2 separate regions of the Homo sapiens genome follow, and region 2 is linked to region 1. Evidence: chromatin loops called from intact Hi-C (ENCODE). Cell type or tissue: GM12878. All regions are shown on one strand. Each heading gives the region's core, and the rest is flanking DNA. Links, peaks and the distances in the headings are about the cores only.

Region 1 (5,384 bases), core at 61-5,060:
CATTATTTACTATGTTCTAGTTCTGAAGTATTGAGAAGTAGTTTATTTTTATGTCAGTTGTCATATAATCAGTGCCCTCTAATGAAATAGAAAATTCTTCCTTCTTTATTCACTGTTCAGTATCATAATTCAAAATAACAGGACACCAAACAACTGGGGCTCAGGAACATATTTAAGTAGAAAGAATGTGCAAATCTAAGTTGAAGAGTGGAAAACGTTGGCTAAAACTGAAATGGTCACAAAACGCTATTTAATTATCACGAGTACTTAGGAATGAACTGACAGCAGACAGTTTCATTTTCCCTGAGAACATATACCCTCCATTCTACACATGCATCAACCACTTGCATTTTTCAGATCATCCACACCAGTCCTTGATGGAATAACAGCATAGTTCAGTTCTGTTTATGAAAATTCAATGGATGGCAGCACAAGAAGTTCACGCTGTAAATAATGGAAGAAAGAGAAAAAGAAAAAACTCTGCAGATAATAGACTTTCCTGGCCTGAGTCTGATGCATATTGCTGACCTAACAAGTAGTTTTATTTTATGCTTGTGAGGTTACTATCCAGTTACCAAAAGTATGCTTCTCTCTCAACTTCAGGCAGGTAAATGCCACGACACCCTCTTGATGTAGGACATATAAATGGTTAGTCTCTTGTGAATGACTTTAAGGAAGTAAAATACATTAGCTTGGTGCAAAAGTAAGTGTGGTTTTTTTGCCTAATACATATTTAACCTAATACATATTTAACAGCTTTCTTGGGCAGGTTAAGCCATCAAGAGAGCAAACAGATTCATCTAATAGTTACTGGACTTTAGCAAAGTGCTAGGTCCATCTGCTTGATGGTCAGACATGCCTGTCCTGAAGTGTAGAATAAAATGCCTTATGTCTAAATTAATATTATAAGATACTTTAATAGTTTGTACTATAAACTAATAATGAATCAACCTTTAATAACTTGTGCATCTCAAGTTATTAAGGTTATTAAGTTGCTATAAGAAACTTGAAAATTACCAGATCATCTTTTGTCACAAATTTTTGTTTTTAAAAAGCACAGAAAATTCCAATAAATTGTAAATTCTAAGAAGAGGAATAATATTTAGACTTACTGAGTTTCATTCACATTTGTTTCCATGTATGTAAGTCATATTTTTCTGGGAAGGGCAATGAAATAAGGAGAGATAATAAACTAACCAGTAGTTTCAAGACAGCATTTGTATATTTGAACTCCTATAAGGCTGTGACTGTTTCATTTTTATGCAAAGTATGTTATGTTAAAAAAAAAAATCCAAATGTACAGAACCGAATCATGGCTCAAAACTTGAAAGGACTACCACTCTAACACTAATAGCCCTATTATTACCAATGTAGATTTTTCAGTTATTACTATGTATAGGGAATGCAATGTTTTCTGTTTAAAAATGTATGCTTTTTAAATGAGCATTTAAAAGTCATGCTCTAAATATTACCAAGATTTTCTAATTCCAGAATCTTTAAGAAAGTCTTCTGGGTCAAAAGGGAGATTACGAAAAAGTTTCAAGGTGCTAGCAATGTTGGTAAGGGAAGAATTGAATGTGTAAACAAGCATGAAATGCAAACTGGAGCAGTAACTCCACGTATGAGGCAGAAAAGAAACTTAAAAAGCAAACAAAAAGGTGGTTTGTTTACAGGAAGAATAAAATAGAAAATTGTGCTACTCTAAATAGGAAGTCACTGTGGTTTTTCACGTGTAAAAATGTAGACATGTTACATGGTAAGGATGTTTTTCTTCTTGATGTGGATCAAAACAGAAGGGAAAGTATGAATGAAAAAGCATATGGAATAGGAGGCATATTTCTTTTGCACACTATCTAAAAGGACTGAAATAGATATAATAGAATATTTTCAATTTTCCCCTTGTCTCCTTTTGTTTTTAATTTTCTCTTTTTTTCTTGTTTTTATGTTTTGTTTTGTTTTGTTTATTTGCTACCTTCATACGCGTCCCCCTCCCCCCACCCCCACACACAGACACACACATTTTGCTTAACCAACAAACCACAGGGCTTGCAAGAGCCATTCTCGGTAAGTACTGTTATGACAGGGATGGGGATGGAATTGCACTAACAATACTGAGTGAGAGGCACAAAAAAATCCCAGAAAAAACCTCCAACTGCGAGTTTCACAGCAGTCAAAGATGAAAACTGCCATTTGAGCCAAAACTCTCCTCATCTTCTAAAACTCCAACCTGCCTCCTTTCAGAGAAGTACCTGTCTTCCGGGGCTGCCGGATGCTTATCAGCTGAATACAGCCTTTAACCTTTGTTTGGGTCATGCACGCTACTTTTTAAAGCAACTATTAATATCTACAGAGTAGTTTAGTTTATTTGTGTCACTCATGAATGTAATTCAATGAAAAAGTATAAAGACACTACCTGAAAGGAATTTGATCCTGGGACTGCTCTGAAGTAACAAAGAAAGGTGTAAGGATACACATGCTTTTAAAACTTTTGATAACACACTAAAAGATATAGGGGCTGTGATTTTTCTAAAGCACAGGGGCATAAGTTAAATAAATGAGCTCTCTAATTATCAAATAAGCACATCCTAATAATCATGTTTGTTTTAACATATTATTTAATCAGTATTAAATATATTATTATTTTATAATATTAATTATATTATATTATATTATATTAATATAAAATTTATAATATAAAATAATTATATTAAATATATAATTATTATTTAAACAGTATTAAATACATGTTTTTATTTTTGTAAAGGAAATCATTACTGACTGAAATAAAATGCAGTATTCTTTTCTTTTCTTTTTTTTTGAGACAGAGTTTCGTTCTTGTGGCCCAGGCTGGAGTGCAATGGTGTGATCTCGGCTCACCGCAACCTCTGCCTCCCGGGTTCAAGTGATTCTCTTGCCTCAGCCTCCCAAGTAGCTTGGATTACAGGCATGTGCCACCACTCCCGGTTTATTTTGTATTTTTTAGTAGAGATGGGGTTTCTCCATGTTGGTCAGGCTGGTCTCGAACTCCTGACCTCAGTTGATCCACCCGCCTCAGCCTCCCAAAGTGCTGGGATTACAGGCGTGAGCCACTGCGACATTCCTAGGGGAGCCTAACTGAACTAAAACAGTGCTGTTAACATCTACACATAACTCTGTTTAACAGAGGCAATAACCCTGGCAATACATAGAGGCCATGATGAAACCACACATACATTTTCTCCACTGTTGCTTGGATAGAAAATTTTCTAGATCTTTTCATTACCAAATTATTTTAAGTTTTAAAAAAATATGTAGTTGTCTAAAATCATAACACCATGATACTGGCACATTTGTGCTCTTGCAGACTTCACTTCCAGGGCTAGATGAAGCTCTAAAGAGATTGTGAAGAGGTTGGATACATTGAGGGTAAATATTTCGTTAGAAATAAATCCTCTACTCCTGAAAAGAAAATGTATCTGTATACTTTACGTACATAGATCTACCTCTAATCAGTTTAATTGAGATTATCTAGAAAAATAAAAAAGAAAACTACATGCAACACTGAGATATACATACTTAGGAATTCATTCAGAAAGTAGCTGTGATAATGAGGCTTTTCTCTGCATTCGGTTGTAAGTCAGCATTGATTAAGCAATTCCAAATGGCTACTTACAATTAATGATTCCAACTTGGCAATATTCTAAGAGGCCCTGAGGACTAAATAGGAAATGAAAGAACATCCAAAAGAAAATCAAAATGAAACTTTATTAAGGTATGGATTTTTTTCAATTTGCAGGTTTATACTTCATTTGTTTTCGAAAATTAAAGTTTTGATCAATGTAGGCAAGATAAGATAATGAACTACAGTGAACTAATAGAGGTATATTTGTGATTCACTATAGATTTTGGAAAATATTGGACTTTTTTACTCTAGGCACTTGTTCGACAATGGAAGGATTAAATATCTTGACATATGGATTCCAGATTTCTTTTTGTTTTAGTTAGCCAACATTTATGCATATAATTATAATAAGCATAATTGTAATTTCCCCCAAGTGAGAGTTATTTCTCATGTGAAACCTATAAGAGGTAGTTGAATTTTGAGGTGACCCCCCTCCCAGGGATGACTCAGTCAGCCTCCTTCTGTCTTACTGCTTTACTATCTTTAGCATTTGGCTTGCAAGGTGTTCCCTGGATGCTTCAAGATGGCAGAAGGGGAAGGAGCACAAGAGGTTTTTAGGTGCCAAGCTTAGAAGAAATGTACACAATTTCCTTTCACATTCTCCTGGCTAGAAATCACTTCATAGCAACATTTAACTGCAAGGGATCTAGAAAATGTCATCTAGCTGTGTTCCCAGGAATAAGAGAAAACAGTTTAATTGAACAGCAAGCGAGTCTCTGACATATCCTTAGATTTATCAAAGATAAATTTTCTACTTGACTTAAGATGAAGTATTATTACAGAAATGGTGCCATATATGGATATGAAATGTCAACAGAGACAAAGAATACTTGAGAGGGAAGAGAACACAATACTGGAATCAGAAAAACTGAGCTTTAGTTTTGGATCTGCAATATATGGGCTACAGCATCTCTCCAGATCTAAACTGTCAAATGGAAATAATAACACCTATGCTCTATATAGTTGTTGTAAAAAGAGAATATATATGAAGGAAACTGGTTAAAAAAAAACTCCCAAAACATTTACCTACTTTTTAAAACCTGTCCATAATCCACATTGACAATAGGAAATCTTTTCCTAAGAAATATTGATTATGTTACATGCTTAAAACTTTTCATTTTTTATATATATTATAGTCTATAGACTATAGATTCTACTGTCTATAATTCTATATAATTAATTCCAAATTCTTTAGCATAGTATATGAGGCTGTATAGCATCTTTAAATAAATGTGTTTATCTAAGGAAATTTTCTTCAGTTTGATATATTTATTTTCTCTATTTTTTTCTGTTTTTTCTTCTGGAATATTTATTAGTTGGATATTGGTGCAACATGTTCACTGTCTCTAATGTTCTTTTTCATACATATAATATTGTGTATTGAACTTTTCCCTCTAATTCTCCCGAATGTCTGACTTTTTCTAGCTAATCTAGTGTTTTCTAGCTCTTCTATTAACATTTGAATTTTAGCAATTGCATTTTTCTGAGACAGACCCTCCTCTGTTGCCCAGGCTGAAGTACGGTGGCAAGATCTCGGCTCACTGCAATCTCTGACTCCTGCATTCAAGTTATTCTCATGTATCAGCCCCCAAGTAGCTGGGATTACAGGCATGAGCCACCACGCCCGGCTAATTTTTGTATTTTTAGTAGAGACAGAGTTTCACCATGTTGATCAGGCTGGTCTCAAACTCCTGACCTCAAGTAATCTGCCTGCCTCAGCCTC
Region 2 (5,384 bases), core at 245-5,244, 270 kb before region 1:
GACATTTGGGTTGGTTCCAAGTCTTTGCTATTGTGAATAGTGCTGCAATAAACACACATGTGCATGTGTCTTTATAGCAGCATGATTTATAATCCTTTGGGTATATACCCAGTAATGGGATGGCTGGGTCAAAGGGTATTTCTAGTTCTAGATCCCTGAGGAAGTGCCACACTGATTTCCACAATGGTTGAACTAGTTTATAGTCCCACCAACAGTGTAAAAGTGTTCCTATTTCTCCACATCCTCTCAAGCACCTGTTGTTTCCTGACTTTTTGATGATCGTCATTCTAACTGGTGTGAGATGGTATCTCATTGTGGTTTTGATTTGCACTTCTCTGATGGCCAGTTTTTCTGAACAAAAACTGCTCAGAAAATTTTTCAGAGCAAAAAATGCTCTGCATTTTTTCATGTGTTTTTTGGCTGCATAAATGTCTTCTTTTGAGAAGTGTCTGTTCATATCCTTCGCCCACTTTTTGATGGGGTTGTTTGTTTTTTTCTTGTAAATTTGTTTGAGTCCCTTGTAGATTCTGGATATTAGCCCTTTGTCAGATGAGTAGGTTGTGAAAATTTTCTCCCATTTTGTAGGTTGCCTGCTCACTCTGATGGTAGTTTCTTTCACTGTGCTGAAGCTCTTTAGTTTAATTAGATCCCATTTGTCAATTTTGGCTTTTGTTGCCATTGCTTTTGGTGTTTTAGACATGAAGTCCTTGCCCATGCCTATGTCCTGAATGGTATTGCCTAGGTTTTCTTCTAGGGTTTTTATGGTTTTAGGTCTAACATGTAAGACTTTAATCCATCTTGAATTAATTTTTGTATAAGATGTAAGGAAGGGATCCAGTTTCAGCTTTCTACATATGGCTAGCCAGTTTTCCCAGCACCATTCATTAAATAGGAAATCCTTTCCCCATTGCTTGTTTTTGTCAGGTTTTTCAAAGATCAGATGGTTGTAGATATGCGGCATTATTTCTGAGGGCTCTGTTCTGTTCCATTGATCTATATCTCTGTTTTGGTACCAGTACCATGCTGTTTTGGTTACTGTAGCCTTGTAGTGTAGTTTGAAGTCAGGTAGCATGATGCCTCCAGCTTTGTTCTTTTGGCTTAGGATTGACTTGGCGATGCGGGCTCTTTTTTGGTTCTATATGAACTTTAAAGTAGTTTTTTCCAATTCTGTGAAGAAAGTCATTGGTAGCTTGATGGGGATGGCATTGAATCTATAAATTATCTTGGGCAGTATGGCCATTTTCACATTATTGATTTTTCCTACCCATGAGCATGGAATGTTCTTCCATTTGTTTGTATCCTCTTTTATTTCATTGAGGAGTGCTTTGTAGTTGTCCTTGAAGAGGTCCTTCACATCCCTTGTAAGGTGGATTCCTAGGTATTTTATTCTCTTTGAAGCAATTGTGAATGGGAGTTCACTCATGATTTGGCTCTCTGTTTGTCTGTTACTGGTGTATAAGAATGCCTTGTGATTTTTGTACATTGATTTTGTATCCTGAGACTTTGCTGAAGTTGCTTATCAGCTTAAGGAGATTTTGGGCTGAGACAATGGGGTTTTCTAGATATACAATCATGTCATCTGCAAACAGGGACAATTTGACTTCCTCTTTTCCTAATTGAAACCCCTTTATTTCCTTCTCCTGCCTAATTGCCCTGGCCAGAACTTCCAACACTATGTTGAATAGGAGTGGTGAGAGAGGGCATCCCTGTCTTGTGCCAGTTTTCAAAGGAAATGCTTCCAGTTTTTGCCCATTCAGTATGATATTGGCTGTGGGTTTGTCATAGATAGCTCTTATTATTTTGAGATACATCCCATCAATACCTAATTTATTGAGAGTTTTTAACATGAAGGTTCTTGAATTTTGTCAAAGGCCTTTTCTGCATCTATTGAGGTAATCATGTGGTTTTTGTCTTTGGTTCTGTTTATATGCTGGATTACATTTATTGATTTGCGTATATTGAACCAGCCTTGCATCCCAGGGATGAAGCCCACTTGATCATGGTGGATAAGCTTTTCGATGTGCTGCTGGATTTGGTTTGCCAGCATTTTACTGCAGATTTTTGCATCAATGTTCATCAAGGATATTGGTCTAAAATTCTCTTTTTTGGTTGTGTCTCTGCCTGGCTTTGGTATCAGGATGATGCTGGCCTCATAAAATGAGTTAGGGAGGATTCCCTCTTTTTTTATTGATTGGGATAGTTTCAGAAGGAATGGTACCAGCTCCTCTTTGTACCTCTGGTAGAATTCAGCTATGAATCCGTCTGGTCCTGGACTTTTTTTGGTTGGTAAGCTATTGATTATTGCCACAATTTCAGATCCTGTTATTGTTCTATTCAGAGATTCAACTTCTTCCTGGTTTAGTCTTGGGAGGGTGTATGTGTCAAGGAATTTATCCATTTCTTCTAGATTTTCTAGTTTATTTACGTAGAGGTGTTTATAGTATTCTCTGATGGTAGTTTGTATTTCTGTGGGATCAGTGGTGATATCTCCTTTATCATTTTTTATTGTGTCTATTTGATTCTTCTCTCTTTTCTTATTTGTTACTCTTGCTAGTGATCTATCAATTTTGTTGATCTTTTCAAGAAACCACCTCCTGGATTCATTAATTTTTTGAAGGGTTTTTTGTGTCTCTATTTCCTTCAGTTCTGCTCTGATTTTAGTTATTTCTTGCCTTCTGCTAGCTTTTGAATGTGTTTGCTCTCGCTTTTCTAGTTCTTTTAATTGTGATGTTAAGGTGTCAATTTTGGATCTTTCCTGCTTTCTCTTGTGGGCATTTAGTGCTATAAATTTCCCTCCACACACTGCTTTGAATGCGTCCCAGAGATTCTGGTATGTTGTGTCTTTGTTCTTGTTGGTTTCAAAGAACATCTTTATTTCTGCCTTCATTTCTTTATGTATCCAGTAGTCATTCAGGAGCAGGTTGTTCAGTTTCCATGTAGTTGAGTGGTTTTGAGTGAGTTTCTTAATCCTGAGTTCTAGTTTGATTGCACTGTGGTTTGAGAGACAGTTTGTTATAATTTCTGTTCTTTTACATTTGCTGAGGAGGGCTTTACTTCCAACTATGTGGTCAATTTTGGAATAGGTGTGGTGTGGTGCTGAAAAAAATGTATATTCTGTTGATTTGTGGTGGAGAGTTCTGTAGATGTCTATTAGGTCTGCTTGGTGCAGAGCTGAGTTCAATTCCTGGGTATCCTTGTTAACTTCCTGTCTCGTTGATCTGTCTAATGTTGACAGTGGGATGTTAAAGTCTCCCATTATTATTGTGTGGGAGTCTAAGTCTCTTTGTAGGTCACTCAGGACTTGCTTTATGAATCTGGGTGCTCCTGTATTGGGTGCATATATATTTAGGATAGTTAGCTCTTCTTGTTGAATTGATCCCTTTACCATTTTGTCATGGCCTTCTTTGTCTCTTTTGATCTTTGTTGGTTTAAAGTCTGTTTTATCAGAGACTAGGATTGCCACCCCTGCCTTTTTTTGTTTTCCATTTGCTTGGTCGATCTTCCTCCATCCCTTTATTTTGAGCCTATGTGTGCCTCTGCATGTGAGATGGGTTTCCTGAATACAGCACACTGATGGGTCTTGACTCTTTATCCAATTTGCCAGTCTGTGTCTTTTAATTGGAGCATTTAGCCCATTTACATTTAAAGTTAATATTGTTATGTGTGAATTTGATCCTGTCATTATGATGTTAGCTGGTGATTTTGCTCGTTAGTTGATGCAGTTTCTTCCTAGCCTTGGTGGTCTTTACATTTTGCCATGTTTTTCCAGTGGCTAGTACCAGTTGTTCCTTTCCATGTTTAGTGCTTCCTTCAGGAGCTCTTTTAGGGCAGGCCTGGTGGTGACAAAATCTCTCAGCATTTGCTTATCTGTAAAGGATTTTATTTCTCCTTCACTTATGAAGCTTAGTTTGGCTGGATATGAAATTCTGGGTTGAAAATTCTTTTCTTTAAGAATGTTGAATATTGGCCCCCACTCTCTTCTGGCTTGTAGAGTTTCTGCCGAGAGGTCCGCTGTTAGTCTGATGGGCTTCCCTTTGTGGGTAACCCGACCTTTCTCTCTGGCTGCTCTTAACATTTTTTCCTTCATTTCCACTTTGGTGAATCTAACAATTATGTGTCTTGGAGTTGCTCTTCTCAAGGAGTATCTTTTTGGTGTTCTCTGTATTTCCTGAATCTGAACGTTGGCCTGCCTTGCTAGATTGGGGGAGTTCTCCTGGATAATATCCTGCAGAGTGTTTTCCAACTTGGTTCCATTCTCCCCGTCACTTTCAGGTACACCAATCAGATGTAGATTTGGTCTTTTCACACAGTCCCATATTTCTTGGAGGCTTTGTTCATTTCTTTTTATTCTTTTTTCTCTAAACTTCCCTTCTCGCTTCGTTTCATTCATTTCATCTTCCATCACTGATACCCTTTCTTCCAGTTGATCGCATCGGCTACAGAGGTTTCTGCATTCTTCATGTAGTTCTCGAGCCTTGACTTTCAGCTCCATCAGCTCCTTTAAGGACTTCTCTGCATTCGTTATTCTAGGTATCAATTTGTCTAATTTTTTTTTCACAGGTTTTAACTTCTTTGCCATTGGTTTGAATTTCCTCCTGTAGCTCACAGTAGTTTGATCATCTGAAGGCTTCTTCTCTCAACTCATCAAAGTCATTCTCCGTCCAGCTTTGTTCCGTTGCTGGTGAGGAGCTGCGTTCCTTTGGAGGAGGAGAGGGACTCTGCTTTGTAGAGTTTCCATTTTTTCTGCTCTGTTTTTTCCCCAGTTTTGTGGTTTTATCTACTTTTGGTCTTTGATGATGGTGATGTACAGATGGGTTTTTGGTGTGGATGTCCTTTCTGTTTGTTAGTTTTCCTTCTAACAGACTGGACCCTCAGCTGCAGGTCTGTTGGAGTTTGCTAGAGGTCCACTCCAGACCCTGTTTGCCTGGGTATCAGCAGCAGTGGCTGCAGAACAGCGGTGGCTGTAGAACAGCAGATGTTGGTGATCTGCAAATGCCGCTGCCTGATTGTTTCTCTGGAAGTTTTGTCTCAGAGGAGTACCTGGCCGTGTGAGGTGTCAGTCTCCCCCTACTGGGGGCTGCCTCCCAGTTATGCTGCTCTGGGGTTAGGGACCCACTTGAGGAGGCAGTCTGCCCATTCTCAGATCTCCAACTGAATGCTGGGAGAACCAGTACTCTCTTCAAAGCTGTCAGACAGGGACATTTAAGTCTGCAGAGGTTACTGCTGTCTTTTTGTTTGTCTGTGCCCTGCCCCCCCAGAGGTGGAGCCTACAGAGGCAGGCAGGCCTCCTTGAGCTGTGGTGGGCTCCACCCAGTTCTAGCTTCCAGGCTGCTTTGTTTACCTAAGCAAGCCTGGGCAATGGCAGGCACCCCTCCCCCAGCCTC

Evidence for each region. Hi-C counts contacts between places; a loop is a spot of excess contacts. Peaks named below come from ENCODE experiments on the same cell type or tissue, not always from the same donor. Only the 100,000 strongest peaks of a DNase experiment are listed, where the experiment ranks them.
Region 2: a loop joins it to region 1, with 6 times the contacts of the local background. A loop is called at or near these places in 1 of 110 quality-filtered maps.

The regions. Positions count from the first base shown.
Region 1 is chr4:141,770,365-141,775,748 of GRCh38, forward strand. No RefSeq gene overlaps it. Among named protein-coding and RNA genes, the nearest start is that of IL15, 140 kb to the left of the region's middle. In GM12878, for the core only: no CTCF peak of the experiment used is centred there; DNase peaks (open chromatin) are centred at 1,677 and 2,067; H3K4me3 peaks cover 294 bases; H3K27ac peaks cover 326 bases.
Region 2 is chr4:141,504,250-141,509,633 of GRCh38, forward strand. No RefSeq gene overlaps it. Among named protein-coding and RNA genes, the nearest start is that of LINC02276, 70 kb to the right of the region's middle. In GM12878, for the core only: no CTCF peak of the experiment used is centred there; no DNase peak of the experiment used is centred there.